2 separate regions of the Homo sapiens genome follow, and region 2 is linked to region 1. Evidence: chromatin loops called from intact Hi-C (ENCODE). Cell type or tissue: PC-3. All regions are shown on one strand.

Region 1 (8,000 bases):
ACTGGAAGCAGGTCACTGAAATTTAGAAGTGCCCAACCAACATCTTTTAAATGAAATCAATAAAGCAAAGATGTCACAGAGACAACTCTCTACAGATTCTTCTAAATGTAAAACTTGGAACACAATAACAAAGTTAGTTGGCCTAGCTTGAGCAATCATTGCTTGCACCTGTTGTCTTTGAATTACATTCTAACGAGATGGCAGAAATCACTCATAAATATTTATGAAGACAAAGAATTTGGCACAAACTAGCACTGGGTTCCAAACTCTAAGTGATGTTATTTCTTGTTCAGTAGCTATCCAGTATCACAGCCACCAGTCCCATCCTAAAGTGCTGCCAAAAACTTGAACTCCAGAAGGAGTATTTTTCCCTCTAGCTTGATTATAAAGCCTGAATTTAGATTCAACAGTTTCATATAATTTAATCTTAAGGGAAATAAGTTCTTTCATATTATCTTAAAACTGCCCATTTTCAGTAAACAAAATACTATGTAAGAGATATGTTGCATATAAAAGTAAGCAGTGTAAATGAAAGGAAGGATATTTTCCTTCTCTTTAGTCCTACTGTTTACAATCATGGTTAGGACAGTGATGTTGGTTAGGACAGTGATGATGGACAGTGATGATGATGATGGACAGTGATGATGAGGATGGAGTGAAGAATATTCAATACAGACAAGGGAGTTAAGGAAAAAATTGTAAAACCCAAAGTCAAACCAAGCTAACAAAATCAGCAATACCATTAGAATCCCCAAGAAGTAAAAGTTAATACATTTGAGGAGTAATTATGAACACAATTCTTCTCTCCAGAAAATACCTCCAGGTTCGTTATCATCAATACAGACATTTTATTACATTTTTAGAATACTTTATTGCTATCTATCCAATTGTGATTAAGTCTTAGAGGATTTTTATGCCATGTTCCTGTCTTTATTAACTGTCAGAAGACTATACCTCAGTGCTGGTATTTTGAAGGAAATATTGCAGAGTAGTTCAGGACTCCAGCTGTCATCAGTGCACAAGATGAAAGACCCGAACATAAAGTTAAGTGAGATCAAGTCGGTTATTCTTAATTTTAATGTCAGATAATTATTCGAGCATAGAAAAGTAACTGAATTATAGTGTTGGCATTATTAGTAGGGAGTAATTTTCACTTCCATCTAACACTTTGGGAAATGAGGCAAATAACACAAGAATCTCTTGAAAGTTACAGAAATATTCATAATTGTAAAGACATTTTCTTCTTTTCACAAATTTGGAGCCCGTTTAGAGAGCTTTATAAAGACAACAGCCTGCTCTTGAAATGGTTGCGAGCAAAATGAATTAAACCACTTAGAAGACAGAAATTATCTTAAAGAAATTACTCCAAAATGGGAGGAAGGTTAATTGGTGTACTCTTCAATTATTTTGCAACAGTTTGTAGGTGTTAATTTAAATTTTTTTATAGTAAATAATATACTCTATTACCATATCTAAGAAAGAGAAACAGTGATGAATGATAGAATTACACATGTCCAATATTAATTCCACTGGACATAGTAAAGTCATGACACTGCCTGTTGCACCAGAAGGAGGCCAGGGCTGGTGTGTTGCTGTGTTTACATGCACACATATAATTGCCACTAGCCGTTGTTCAATGCACTTTCTATAATGCGATCACTGAACAAGAATTAATTCTATTCTGTATACTCCCTCACACACACGCACACACACATGGGTTCACAAAGCTAGTTTTGAGGAAAGTCAGAACAATAATTTCTACGATAACATATCTACACTGAACAATATAAACCACTAAATTTCATAGCAATAGGGGAAAAGTGATGTAATTTCTAGTAGAATAACAATATTTATAAAAAATCCTTTGGTTTGCCTTGATTTCAAAAAAAGTGCACATAGAGATTTTTGTTTTGCAAATCCAATCATGAGTGTTGTTCACTTGTGCCCATCTGCATTAAATACATTTTTGTTTATCTGGTTAAAAACCAACTGCAAAACCACTGCTTATCAAAATTAATATCTGAAAAATCAAACCAGTAATCTGCCTCACTGGCTTCAATATATTCAATTAACATAAATACTTCATGTTCTATATGGCAAGTAGTTTTCTATGCAACAGGAATACCTCTGTAAGAGTCAGGGAGAAGAAAATTTATATTAGAACAATATGGAATGCCTTTGAGGAGCAAACAATAGAAGCAATTCAGAAGAGGCTGATTAACTTGTCTCAGGAAGGGAAAGGAAGGGTTCATAAAGAAGCCTGCATTTGCATATGTTTCTGGAAAAGAGTATATATTGTCTAGGTAAAAATAATGAGACAGCATCAAAGCCTTAAGAAACATGACATTGTAACATCTCCCCTATACCAAGATCATAAAGTAACCTCCACATGTGCCAGAAGGGCATATATATATATATGGAGAGAGAGAGAGAGAATATATAGAGAGAGACTAGAGAATACATGTATAGAGAGACATATCAGAGAATACATTATGAAACATGAATATACATTAAATCAACTATGCACTTTTCAAAAGAAACAAAAATAAACCACCATACTATTTATTCTATGACAACATAAACAACAAAGCAACTGCATAAAGAAAGACACTTAACATTCAAATAAGCTATGAACATCTTTTCATCCTATTTGAATACTGTTGCCTCAGTCTGTGCTGGCTGCTGGTAGGTCAGGGACAGAGGGTTGCATAGACATCATGGAGGGCCTGCTAGCCCCACTCTGAGACTACTTTAGTCTAGAGGAACACTCAGGTAGAGAGAAAGGGCACAGAGTGGTCAAAACGTACAAATAGGTAGCTTCAAGTATCTCTCAAGCATTGAAACTATTTCTGACAAAGATTTCACTGGGGTAGATGACCTCTCTCAGGGTGAGAACAGGAAGGCAACGTTTAAGAAACAAGGGACTCAGCTCTTTCTTTCAGTTGAGCTGTTTTCTCAGTGGCTTTCGTTAAAAATTAGCTAATTTTTGAGTTTGTTTTCCTGAGTAGGTAATTTAAACTAAGGAGAGAATCTGTGCAAAATAGGAAGGATTGGATGTGACTGTGTGGGGAAGACAGAAGAAAGAGGTTGCAGTTGCAGGGAGATCTTAAAGGGGTAAAACTAAAAGAATTTAAGAGTGTGTGTGTGTGTGTGTGTGTGTGTGTGTGTGTGTGTGTGTGTGTGTTGGAAACAGTCTCACTCTCCTTGCCCTGGCTGGACTGGAATGCAGTGGCGTGAATCAAAGCTCACTGCAACCTCAACTTCCTGGGTGCTGGCATTCTTCCCACCTCAGCCTCCCAAATACCTGTGACTACAGTCACGCACCACCATGCCTGACTAATTTTTGTATATTTGTAGAGACAGGGTCTCCCTATGTTGCCCAGGCTGATCTCGAACTCCTGGGCTCAAGTTATCTGCCCTCCTCAGTCTCCCAAAGTGTTGGGATTATAGGCATGAGCCACTATGCTCAGCCCGGAATGTATTTTATAAAAGTTTATGTTAAGGGGGGTTGAAATATTTGGTAAAATCTACATGACTTTAAAATCTACATAACTTACTGTGGTTAGATTGTTGGTTTTCTGACAAGTTTTTGTATTAACTTCAATGAATGTGGAGCAAGAATTGTGACTACTTATGATAAGCCAGACAAATATAGATTCTAACTGTATTTTGTAAAAGAAGTATTATGTTATTTATTGAAAAAAATATTAGCTGTGAATGAAACTGAACATTTGTATGTGAAGCTTTTACTAGAATAGCTAAAGAAAATAAACTAAATCCCTTGTTGTCTAGGATATAATTAAACAAAGTTGAAATGAAGAATTATAATGATAAGAAATTCCCATTTTAGCTATTTTTTGGTGGGATGCAAAGATTTCTTGCATTTTTTTGTAGAAGGAGCTATAATAATGTCATATGTAGCCAATAAATATTGTCAAAAATATCCATTTTGCTTTGTTTGAATCACAGTAACTTCACATTGAGTGCTTACTATGTGCTTGTAATACTGTGCTGCAGCTTTGCCCCTGTCCAGTTATTTAATGGGAACTTTAAGATATGGTAGTCCTGCGAGCTCCAAAGAAGTGCTGGACTTTCACTATCTCATTTCATCCTCCCTCTGTGACTGTGAGGCAGGTTCTGTCATCCCACTCTACAGATGCAGAAACTGACATGCAGGAAAAGTAACTAACATGCCTCAAGTCCTAGAGAGGCATGAGTGGCTGAGTCAGGATTCAAAGCACAGCAGTTGCTCTAGTTTACATTCTTGTTGCAACAATGCTGTGTCCAGACCCAAAGTCAACTTGTGATGGGAAGGAGTGCCCTGGAGAGGAGTCAGCCAGGGAAGTGGAAGTAAGATTCAAGACTGACTCACATAGATATGAGGCCTTAGGAAAGCTGTTTAATAGTCCTGCGATTTAGATGCAGAATCAGCATTCTTCCAAAGTTTAAATGAAATTGCAAACGTAAAATGAAGTGTTTTTTTTCTCCTAGTAAATGCTAGCTCTTCCCTACACAAAGTGACTTGTATAATTTCACCCAAGCTACCTATAAATAGACAAATATTAAGATTCAATTATAGGTTAATATTTTACAATAGAAATCTGACCTCTGCCTATTTTCCTTTTGTTTCATATTTATGCATTTATGTACTCAGGTGCTTTTTATTCATCCTTTTTGGGGATTCCAAGCTTGTTACTGCCAAGGTGATCATATTCTGAGAGAAATAACTCTAAAAAGGTAATTCTTGAAAATGTTTTTAAGACTTCCTTTAGATTTGAGTTCTTTTTCTAATTCAAGGAATTTTGCTGCTACTGTTTCCATTCCACTGCTTTGTTGTCTCCTTGGCTTTACCTATTCACTTACTATACTGTAAAACTAAGTTGTAGCTGGCTGTCTCTGCTTATACAGAAATCCCATGACTCCACTCCTGTTGCTTTCAGTTTCCCAGTGTTGCACTAAATTCTGGTTTCTGGCTGCCTTTATTCCTCCCTACATGTTTTTGAGGTATAAACCCCAAGTACAGTATTATCTTCGTATCTGTCCCAGCCTGATTCTCAGCTCTGTCTTTTTCTCGCTCCCTAAGTGGGCTCCCAGGAGAACATTCCTCTGCCTTATGATTTGGGCAAAAGGCTACCTATGCCATAAGAAATAACTTGTTAAGGTTTTTCCGTCTATTCTTTTCCAAAGATTGTGACTTCCGGTGTTTTCTGAGCCACAGTTCTCAGTACATTGAAGATGGGTTTAATTCCAATTACTATTTTAATGTCCAATCTTCCCTTTTACTTTATTTAACACATTTTATCATTGCCCCTTTAGAGATCTGTTATATTAACACTAAGGTTTTCTTCAAAATACAGTTGACCCTTGAATAACAGGGATTTTCATGGCGCAGGACCATTTATACACAGATCTTTTTCAACAAATATATTAGAAAATTTTCAGGAGACTTGAGAAAATTTGAAAAAACTCACAGATAAACCTCATAGCCTAGAAATAACTAAAAAAATAAAAAGTTAGATATGTCATGAATGAGTAAAATATATGTAGATATTATTCTATTTTATCCTTTACTACCATAAAATACGCACAAATCTATTACAAAAGTTAAAATTTATCAAAATTTATACACACACTTATTGACAATACATGACCTCATTCACAGTCCAGAGAAATGTAAACAAATGTAAAGATCCAGTATTAAATCAAAACCACATAAAATTAACTGCAATACATACTGTACTACTGTAATAATTTTGTAGCCACATCTTGTTGCTATTGCAGTGAGTCGAAGTGTTGTGAGTATCTGCTGAAAATACCTTGTGATGTTAATCGTCTCTATGTGAGCAGTTCCTCACTACAGTAAACTGTTTATCACAGTAAAAAGAGATCTCTCATTATAGTCATATATTTGCCATGTTTAGTGCAATATCATAAACCTTGAATAACATGATAGGACTCAAAATAAAGTGCCATTAGTGATGCAGGAACTGCTCCCAAAAGCAGAGGAAAGTCATGAAATTGCAAGAAAAAAGGTTAATTGCTTGACATATACTTTAAATTGAGGTCTGCAGTTGTGTTTGCCTGCCATTTCAAGATAAATGAATGCAGGGTAAGGATCATTGTTAAAAAAAAAAAAAGATACATGAAGCCCTTTCTACAACTATGCCAGCAGGTGAACAAACCTTGTACTTTTTGCAAGATATCTTATTATCTTATATTGAAAATGTAGCTTTTATGTGGACACAAGATTGCAATAGGAAATGCTCTTTCTTTATAGCAATAAGATAGAGTCTTTAGACTTTAATATGGTTAAAGCCTAGATGGACTCTAACATGATTTGATAAAAAACGAAGTCATTTTATGACAAGCAAAAGGAAAGTGCAGAATCTAAAGCTGGAGGATTTAATGCCAGCAAAGGATGATTTAATAGTTTTAGAAATAAGTTTGGCTTAAAAAATATCAAAATAACAGCAGAAGCACTTTCTATTGACCAAGAGATAGCAGATGAATTCCCACAAAGAAAAGTATTGAGGAGAAAAGATATCGACCTGAAGGGGATTTTAATGTAGACAAAAGTACCCTATTCTGGAAAAAAATGTCTTAAAGGATATTAATAATGAAGAGAAGTGAGCACTAGGATTTAAGGCAGAAAGGGATAGGCTAACTCTACTGTTTTATGTAAATGAAGTTGAGTTTACGATCAGGACTGACCTTTTGTATAAAGCTGCAAACCCCCAAGCCTTGAAGGGAAAGATAAACACCAGCTGCTAGTCTTTTGGTTTTACAACAAGCAGACCTGGACAAGAACCATTTTTCTGGATTGGTTCAATTGATGCTTTGTCCTTGATGCCAGAAGGTACCTTTCTAGTAAAGGGCTGCCTTTTAGCATTCTTTTGATTAGACAAACCCTTGGCCACTCAGAATCCCATGAGTTCAACATCAAAGGCATCAAAGAAGTCTATTTGCTGCCAAAGATATCTCTAATTCAGCTTCTAGATCAAGGGGTCATAAGGATTATTAAGGCTCATAATAAATGGTACTCTATAAAAAAGATTGTCCAAGCTGTGGAAGAGAAACACGATTGAGAGACCACGAGTCTGGAAAATTACACCAGTGAAGATGCCCACATTTGTGATAGAAAAAGTCATGAAAGTTATCAAGATCAAAACAATAAATTTCTGCTGGAGAAAATTCTGTAACATCACAAGATTTACAACATAGCCAATCAAGGAAATCATGAAAGAGCTTCTGGATATATCTAAAAAAAAAGTAGGGAGGAAAGGGTTTCAAGATGTGGATCTTACATAAATTCAAGAGCTAATAAACATCACACTGGAGGTATTAACAGAAGGAACTTGATGGAGATCAGTATTTCCGACCCAGTCCCAGGTGATGAGAAAGAAGTCATAGAAGAAGCAGTGCCAGAAAACAAATTGACATTGGACAACTTGGCAGAGGGTTGATTATTTAGGGCTGCTTTGGACTTCTTTTACCACACGGACTTTTCTGTGTGAGTGCTAAAACTAAAGTAAAATGGTGTAAAGATTATTGGTACCATGAGAAACATTTTTAGAGAAATGAAAAAGAAAAAAGTTAGAAATTACAATGTATTTCTTTAAGGTTACACATAGTATACCTAATTCTCCTGCCTCTTCTTCCACCTCCTTCACCTCATCCACCTCTGCCACCCGTGAGACAGCAAGACCAACCCTTTCTTTTCCTTCTCTTCCTCAGCCTATTCAGTGTGAACACAACCAGGACGAAAGACCTTTATGATGATCAATTTCCACTTATTGTATAGTAAATATATTTTCTCTTCCTTATGATTTTCTTAATACCATTTTCCTTTCTCTAACTTAATTTATTGTGAGAATACATTATATAATACATACACATCATATGTGTTAATTGACTATTTGTGTTATCAGTAAGACTTCTGGTTAATAGTAGACTATTAGTAATTAGGTTTGGGGGAGTCAAAAGTTGTTCATGAATTTTCA
Region 2 (8,000 bases), 360 kb after region 1:
CCAGCCTTGATTCAACGTTTTTAAAAGACTTATTTACTGTCATCCATTTCGTTCTTCTTTTATTCAAAAAATATTCAGTAAATGCCTATCAAGTGCCAGGTTCTGTCCTAGGCACTGCAGACACGCTAGCCAACAATGAGTATGTGATTCCCACCCTGATGGAATAGAGCAGTTGAACAATTGTTGTTTATGATGCCCCCGTCACAGGAAGACATTCCCTAAATGACCCCATCTAAAGAATATGCCCCATATACTGCTATCATTCTCCATTACATCACTTTGTTCAGTTTTATTCACAAAAAACTCTATCTGTAATTATTCAATTTATATATTTCTTATATATATTTATATATTAATTAAGATATTATTGAGGATATTCAATCTCTCCCCACAATTGATACTCCAATGAAAGAGCCACTTTTTATCTTATCCCCTCCTATATTCACAGCCCCTGAGGCAAGGTCTAGAAATTACTAGCATCTTCTCCACTATTTGCTTAATAAATTAACTGTGAGGTCAACTATTTCTATATTATTACTTATAGCACTTATAGCAGATGGCATGAAATCATGTCAGTTTCTCATGGATAGACTCTAGGAAGATACCCTATGTCTCAATCCCTGGCCACCCTTCACAGCCACTCTCCTGGGGAATTTCATGGCTCTCTCCAACTTATCCACTGTTGCTTTTTGGAAGAAATTCTATAAAAAGGCATACACAGTATAATATTATTTGTATAACTAATTATTTGTATATTTAATATTATTTGTATAATTATTTGCAGAATTAATATATATCCATGTGATCCAATATTTATGTTAGATATTTGATATGTAGAAATTTTTAAGTCCCTATAAAATAACCCTATAAAATAATGCCTATCAGTAGACATTTAAACTTCTTCTTTTTTTTTTTTTTTTTTGAGATGGAGTTTAGCTCTCATTGCCCAGGCTGAAGTGCAATGGCGCGATCTCAGCTCACTGCAACCTCTGCCTCCCAGATTTAAGCGATTTGCCTGCCTCAGTCTCCCAAGTAGCTGGGATTACAGGCATGCACCACCAGGCCTGGCTAATTTTTTTGTAGTTTTAGTAGAGACGAGGTTTCACCACGTTGGCCAGGCTGGTTTCGAACTCCTGACCTCAGGTGACCCGCCTGCCTTGGCCTCCCAAAGTGCTGGGATTACAGGCGTGAGCCACCCAGGCTGGCCTAACATTTAAACTCTGATTAATAAAGAGAACTGTGATGATTTCTATAAAATTTTGAAATTTTTTGAAAATTTTTGTCAATTTGAAATTTTCAAACTTTGAAAATTTTGAAAATTTGAAAAATTTTGTCAGAGAGATGACACTGCCTGCACCCCATATCACCAGTGAAACTTTAATTCTGCTGAGTAATCAGGTTTACCTTACACAATTTGAATATTATCAATATTGCGAATATTGTCTGTATACGTGATTTAGAGGTTTGGTTTTCATTTATTTTTTAGTGACTGTTCATATTAATCCAACTGCAATCCTCTTTCATCAAGACACACTGTTTTCAAATGGCTGAATATGTATGTGCTTCCTATGGCTGTAAAGTAGAGCTGCTTTTATTCTTCAACAGCATCTCATGAGTCCTTGTGTATGCCATGCACTGTGTAGGGAATTAGGCATAATCCCTCATGTTGTTAGGTGCTGTACAGTTTAATAAGCAGTTTGTCATATGTATCACAATCTCACATTCATTCTGGAAATTTGGAACTGTCTCTACTTTGTAGGGTTCCTGTCGGAATACAATGAGAAATATATAAAAGCCCTTAACACAGTATGAAACATACAAGTGCTTAATAGCTATTAGCTATAACAATGATATGAAATATATTTCCATCCTGATTTTACAAAAAGTCAGAAAGAAGTAACATTTTTACCTAGTTGTGGCAGAACAAAGCCTAGTTTGATTATTTCCAAATCTAGTATGAATTCTATCACCCTATATCTGCCTTTATAACAAACGTGTAATATTAAAACCCAATACGCCCAATGGAAAAAGGAGAAAGGAACCCAAGTGTCCATTTTTGATAAACAAAATGTAGTATATACATACAATGGAATACTATTCGGTCTTTAAAAAAAAAGGAAATTCTGACATTTACTACAACTTGGATCTACCTGGAGGACATTATGCTAAGTAAAATAAGCCAGACACAGAAAAACAAATATGTATGATTCCATTTATATCAGTTAGCAAAAGTAGTCAACTTCATGGGAACAGAAAGCAGAACAGTGGTGGCCTGGAGCTTGCCGATTGGAGGAAATGGAAAGTTAGTGTTTAATGGGTAGAGAGTTTCAGTTTGGGAAACAAAAACATTCTGGAGATAGATGACGGCTACAGTTGCAGAGCAATTTGAAATTATTCAATGACTCAGAATAATACACTTAAAAATATTAAAATGGCAAATTATATGTTATGCATATTTTACCAGAATTTTTAAAAACCTCAATGGCAAGGCCAGACTTTAGCCATTTTCATTAAACAACAGAATGAATGAATTAATACAGATGATGGTAATCTCCCAAATTGTTGCAGGAAAGCTAGGCATTTTTCTTCTTGGCCATTTCTTTTGTTTTTTTATTTATTTGTTTGCTTGTTTTGTGAGATGGAGTCTCACTGTATCACCCAGGCAGGATGGAGTGCAATGAGGCAATCTCAGCTCACTGCAACCTCCATCTCCTGGGTTAAAGTGATTCTCCTGCCTCAGCCTCCTGAGTAACTGGTATTAATGCACGCGCCATTACTCACTGAAGACAGTTGTTCCCTCTTCCTTAAAACTCTAGGTTGATAAGATTTAACACATTCAATTCAGATTAGAGGTCTGCTGATTTTATGTTATTTACCTGAAACTGCATCTCACTTAAGCCCTCCAACCACAGAATATCTATATCAAGTATCTGATGGGTATTTATTTTAATGGAAAAGCAAAAGGCTGATAGAGATTTGTGTGACATAAGGTGATGTACATATCATGCATGAAAAATACAATTCAAGCTATATAATATGACTCTCCCTTGGCATATTCATTCTTAAAGTATTCTAAGATTGTGTAGTGCCAAACACAATATTTTTCTTTTGTCAGTTCTCCAAAGTGAAACTTGACCACTGAAGTCTAAAGGGTGTACAGCAACAAAGCACAAATAGATGAAACTTTAAATTCCTTCAAGTAACATCTGAGGCCACGAAAGCATGGAGAACATGATTGCCTTAAAAAGTACAGTTTCCAGAAATTCTCGTAAGAATTCCTCGGCAGGCTTATGGCTAGAAGCCAACTTTCTCTTTCTCTCTCTCTCTCTCAAAAAAAAAAAGTTTTGGATATTTTCCCATCTTGACATTTTAGAGAGATCTAAGGCATTGCCAGATGTCATGTGTGTATGCGGTATTTTTTTTAATCATACTTTTTAAAAATCTTAATTTGCATTCAGTTTTGAGTTTCAGAATCAGGAAAGTCTGAAATTTGATAGAAAGGGTTAACATTTTTTATCCAATATGATTTTTATATATATATATATATACATATATATAATATATACATACATATATATATATATCCTAACTAGAGAAATATCACAGACTTCCTGGCTTCCCTCCAAAGACTTTACCAGTCAGGCACATTGGCTCAATTCCCACTCTACTCTAAAATGTCTTTTTAGTTTGCTTTTCTTTGTCTTTTTCATATTCTAACTGCATAAACTGTTTACCACTAATGCTATGGAGCTTCCCTCCAGTGAGTCAGATTAAAAACATGGTTATTTAATAATCACTAAGTCATACTGGAAAAAATGACTTTTTCAATCAAATGCTTTATTTCCATAAACCCACAGTACTCTCTACAAATCTGGATTTGCACTTGAATGTATTCAAGTTCTTCTGCCACAGTGAAAGGCCATTTCAAGAACCTCTATATTCTTTGCCAACATTTTTGTCTATAAATACTTAGTACTTCATATGGCTCCAGAAAAATAATTTCCAAACTAGTAACAAATACTAAATTGCCTATTTAGAAAGTCTTATAAAACCTTAAACGGAAGGGGGAAAAAAACTGGACTGGCAGATTTAGAGAGTTCCACACCATCAGGTAGGAAATTGCCTTTTCCCTTTTTGTTCATAATCTCTACCTACCTGAGTCAGAGTAGAACTTCCACACATGAACTCACCATTTTCCCTGATTAAAACTATGGTAAGTTAGTTGGCAAAAGTTACCAAAGCCAATGTTTGCATATACTATTTTGCAGTACTTTCTTAAATGCTAGTCAAGGAAAGGTGAATTTTGGGGATATCTGATTAAAAATGGCAATGGTCACCCTAAATTTCACCTATAAGGAAGGTTTTTCATTTTAACCATCTCTCATGGAAACTGACTGACTTTGAACAACTGAATAACTTAACTTTCTATGATATACGGTTGAAAAAACTAGTTACAGAGTATGTTATTTTTTCCCCCAACCTGCTATTTAAACTATGTGTATTTACATATTGACTCCTATGTATTTTTCATATATTCCACAGTTCTTGGCACGTTAATAGGTGCTTAAAACATACGCAGTCCTTTACTTTCCTGGATTAGTGTGTAGATTCTGGAACCAGAATACTTGGGTTCAAGTCTATTGCTGACAGTTACAAATTGTATGACCTTGAAAAATACCCTCTATAACCTTTGTGTTCTTCATTTCCTCACCTGTAAAATGTGATGTTTCATAGAATGTTTATAAATATTAAATGATTTAATATATGTACAGTGTGTAGAAAAATGTCTGGCAAATGCTATTTCCAGCTCTACCAATAATTGCTTCCAGTAAATTTTACCTGGAAGAATTATAATTGGTGGATGAGACTTTGTGGAGCAATGTGGTAAAATAAATTGATAACATTTGATGCATATTTGCGATGCTAAAATTAAAAGGGAAACTTCTGGTTTATTTATATTCTAACTAAACTAAAGAAAAGCTTCTGTATGGCAAAAGAAACTATCAACAGAGTGAACAAACATCCTACAGAATGCAAAAAAAATTTGCAAACTATGCATCTGACAAAGGTCTAATATCCAGCATCTACAAGGAACTTAAACACATTTACACATAAAAATAACAAATACCATTAAAAAGTGGGCAAAGGACATGAACAGACACTTTTCAAAAAAAAGACATACATATGGCCAACAAGCATATGACAAAAAGCTCAATATCACTGATCATTAGAGAAATGCAAGTCAAAACCACAATGAGATACCATCTCATACAAGCAGAATGGCTATTACTAAAAAGTCAAAAAAATAACAGATGCTGGCAAGCTTTCAGAGAAAAAATAACATGTGTACACCGTAGGTGGGACTGTAAATTAGTTCAACCATTGTGAAAGACAGTGTGGCAATTCTTCCAAGACCTAAAACAGAAATACCATTCAACCCAGCAATCCCATTACTGGGTATATACCCAAAGGAATATGCATCATTCTATTGTAAAGATGCACATGTTATGTTCATTGCAACACTATTCACAATGGCAAAGACGTGGAATCAACCCAAATACCCATCAATGGTAGACCAGATTAAAAATATATATATAGTACATACACACCATGGAATACTACGCAGCCATTAAAAGAACAAGATCATGTCCTTTGCAGGAACATGGATGGAGCTGGAGACCATTTCCTTACCCAACTAACCTGGGAACAGAAAACCAAATATTCCATGTTCTTACTAATAAGTGGGAGCTAAATGAGGAGAACATATAAACACATAGAAGGGAACAACACATACTGGGGTCTATTAGAGGGCAGAGGATGGGAGGAGGGAGAGCATCAGGAAAAATAACTAATGGGTACTAGCCTTAATTAATACCTGGGTGATGAAATAATCTGTACAACAAACCCCATGACAGAAGTTTACCTATATCAGCAGTCCCCAACCTTTTTGGCACCAGGGACCAGTTTTGTGGAAGACAATTGTTCCACAGAGCAGGGTGGGGCAGGTCTCATAAGGGCACGCAATCTAGATCTCTCACATGCTCACTTCACAATAGGGTTCACGCTCCCACGAGAATCCAAAGCAGGGGCTGATCTGACAGAAGGCAGAGCTCAGGTGGTAATGCTCGTTAGCCTGCCGCTCACCTCCTGCTGTGCGTCCCGGTTCCTAACAGACCACAGACCCGTACTGGTCAGTGGCCCCGGGGTTGGGAACTCCTGACCTATATAACGAACCTGTACATTTAGCTCTGAACTTAAAATAAAAGTTAAATCTATAAAGGAGGATAATTCTAATTTAGTTATATTCAAGGCGTTTCTGTTTCCCATACTAGTTTTAGTCAAATATTCATTTTCTATTACTTTATCATATACTTTATTTCTTAAATATACTTTCCTCTTTTCCTACAGCTAATGATCTTGTTTAAACAGCAGTCATAACTCTCCAGCTTACTGCAATAGTCTATGAATCTCCTGGCAACCAGTCTTGCTATCCTCAAGTATATAATAGCTCTCTCGTCAGAAATAACAAGAACCTAATTAGACTATTGGAAACAGAAATGGTGGTATGAATAGGAAAGACAATAGAGAGCAAAACTGATAAGACTTCACCATTTATTTACATATAGGAAGCAAGAAAAAAAGAGAAAGAGGAGTCAAGGAATAAAGTTGAGGTTTTCAGCTTGAATGATGAGAAGAGAGTCCACATTCTTTTGGACAACATATCCAAGCTCGTGGCTACTTTCATGGATACTACACTCCAAATGCAAATTTTAATCTAGACTTCTCTGTTGTGCTCCAGTTCACATATCCATCTGCCTGCTGGATATTTCCACTGGTATCTCAGAGTGACCTCACATTTAACAAGGTCCTGAACTAATTTATTGTCTTCTTGTTATGACTCCTCATCCGGTATTCCCTAACTCATCATCCACTTAGTTGCTCAAGGCAGAAACTAAGCCATCTTCCTTGGTTCTTCCATCATCTTCCACATCTACATTCAATTCGTCATCAAGAAATACCAGGACCACATCTTCAACACATCTCCACTCAATGCATGTACCTCCAACTCTACTATCAACTGTTAGTCCAGGGCCCCAAGTTCTCCATGCTCAATTTCTAAATCCGCAATGCCCCCAACCTCTAACTGTTTTCTTTTCATGTAGCCAGAAAGCTTTTTATGAAACACAAATAAGATAAAGTCAATAATTTGATAAAAACTCTTGATGGCTTCTCATTTTGGTATGAGAACTACCAAACTTTTAGTCTTACTTTGGGTGCTCTTCACTCTCACACCCAAGCTGACCTTCCAGGGTCTCTTCTCAGTTTCCTTTCAGCACTCCATGCACCAGCTGAAAAAACCTCACTTCCTTCAGTTATACAGAGTTGTATGCGTTTCCAGCTCATGGCATTTATGCATACTACTCTTTCTGCTCAGAAAACTGACTCCTGACCACTGAAGATGGCCTAGTTAATTCAAGCGATCCTTCGTATCGCAGTTTAAATATCACTTCCACCGAGACTCCTTTAGTGACTCCTCTGGTGATCCACAGTCTAGTTTGGGTTCCCTTCTAATATATTCTGAAAGTCCCCTATTCTTTCTCCTTATCATATGCTTATCATAATTTATTAAAATACGTTATTAATAACTGGCTTTCTTAATAGACAGGGTGAAGTTGAAATTCACGGGGGGCTAAATTTCTAGGTCCAGCACATAAACAGATTGTGATGCTGAAGAAGAGACAGAAGTAAAAAGAGATCAACATAAATGTGACAGATGATGCTATAAGATTACTACAAGAATCACTATAGAGAGAAAAAAGTCCAAGAAAAGGTATTTGAAAAAAACTACATTTAATTTGTAGCAAGAGGGAGGATGAAAGAGGGGAAGCTAGAGTGAGGGCACACATGGGGTGGAGAGAAGAGAGAAAGAGAGAGAGAGAGAGAGAAGGAATAGGAACATCCACAAAAGTAAGCAAAAAATAAGCAAGTTTCAAGAACCT

Evidence for each region. Peaks named below come from ENCODE experiments on the same cell type or tissue, not always from the same donor. Only the 100,000 strongest peaks of a DNase experiment are listed, where the experiment ranks them.
Region 2: it touches region 1 in a loop (2.8-fold over the local background); 1 of 110 quality-filtered maps calls a loop at or near these places.

Annotation. Positions count from the first base shown.
Region 1 is chr4:125,725,063-125,733,062 of GRCh38, reverse strand. No RefSeq gene overlaps it. Among named protein-coding and RNA genes, the nearest start is that of MIR2054, 220 kb to the right of the region's middle. In PC-3, no CTCF peak of the experiment used is centred here; DNase peaks (open chromatin) are centred at 3,272 and 4,282; H3K27ac peaks cover 1,946 bases.
Region 2 is chr4:125,364,071-125,372,070 of GRCh38, reverse strand. The region is part of intron 2 of FAT4 (FAT atypical cadherin 4); the gene reads right to left. Among named protein-coding and RNA genes, the nearest start is that of FAT4, 53 kb to the right of the region's middle. In PC-3, no CTCF peak of the experiment used is centred here; a DNase peak (open chromatin) is centred at 3,110; H3K4me3 peaks cover 669 bases; H3K27ac peaks cover 1,507 bases.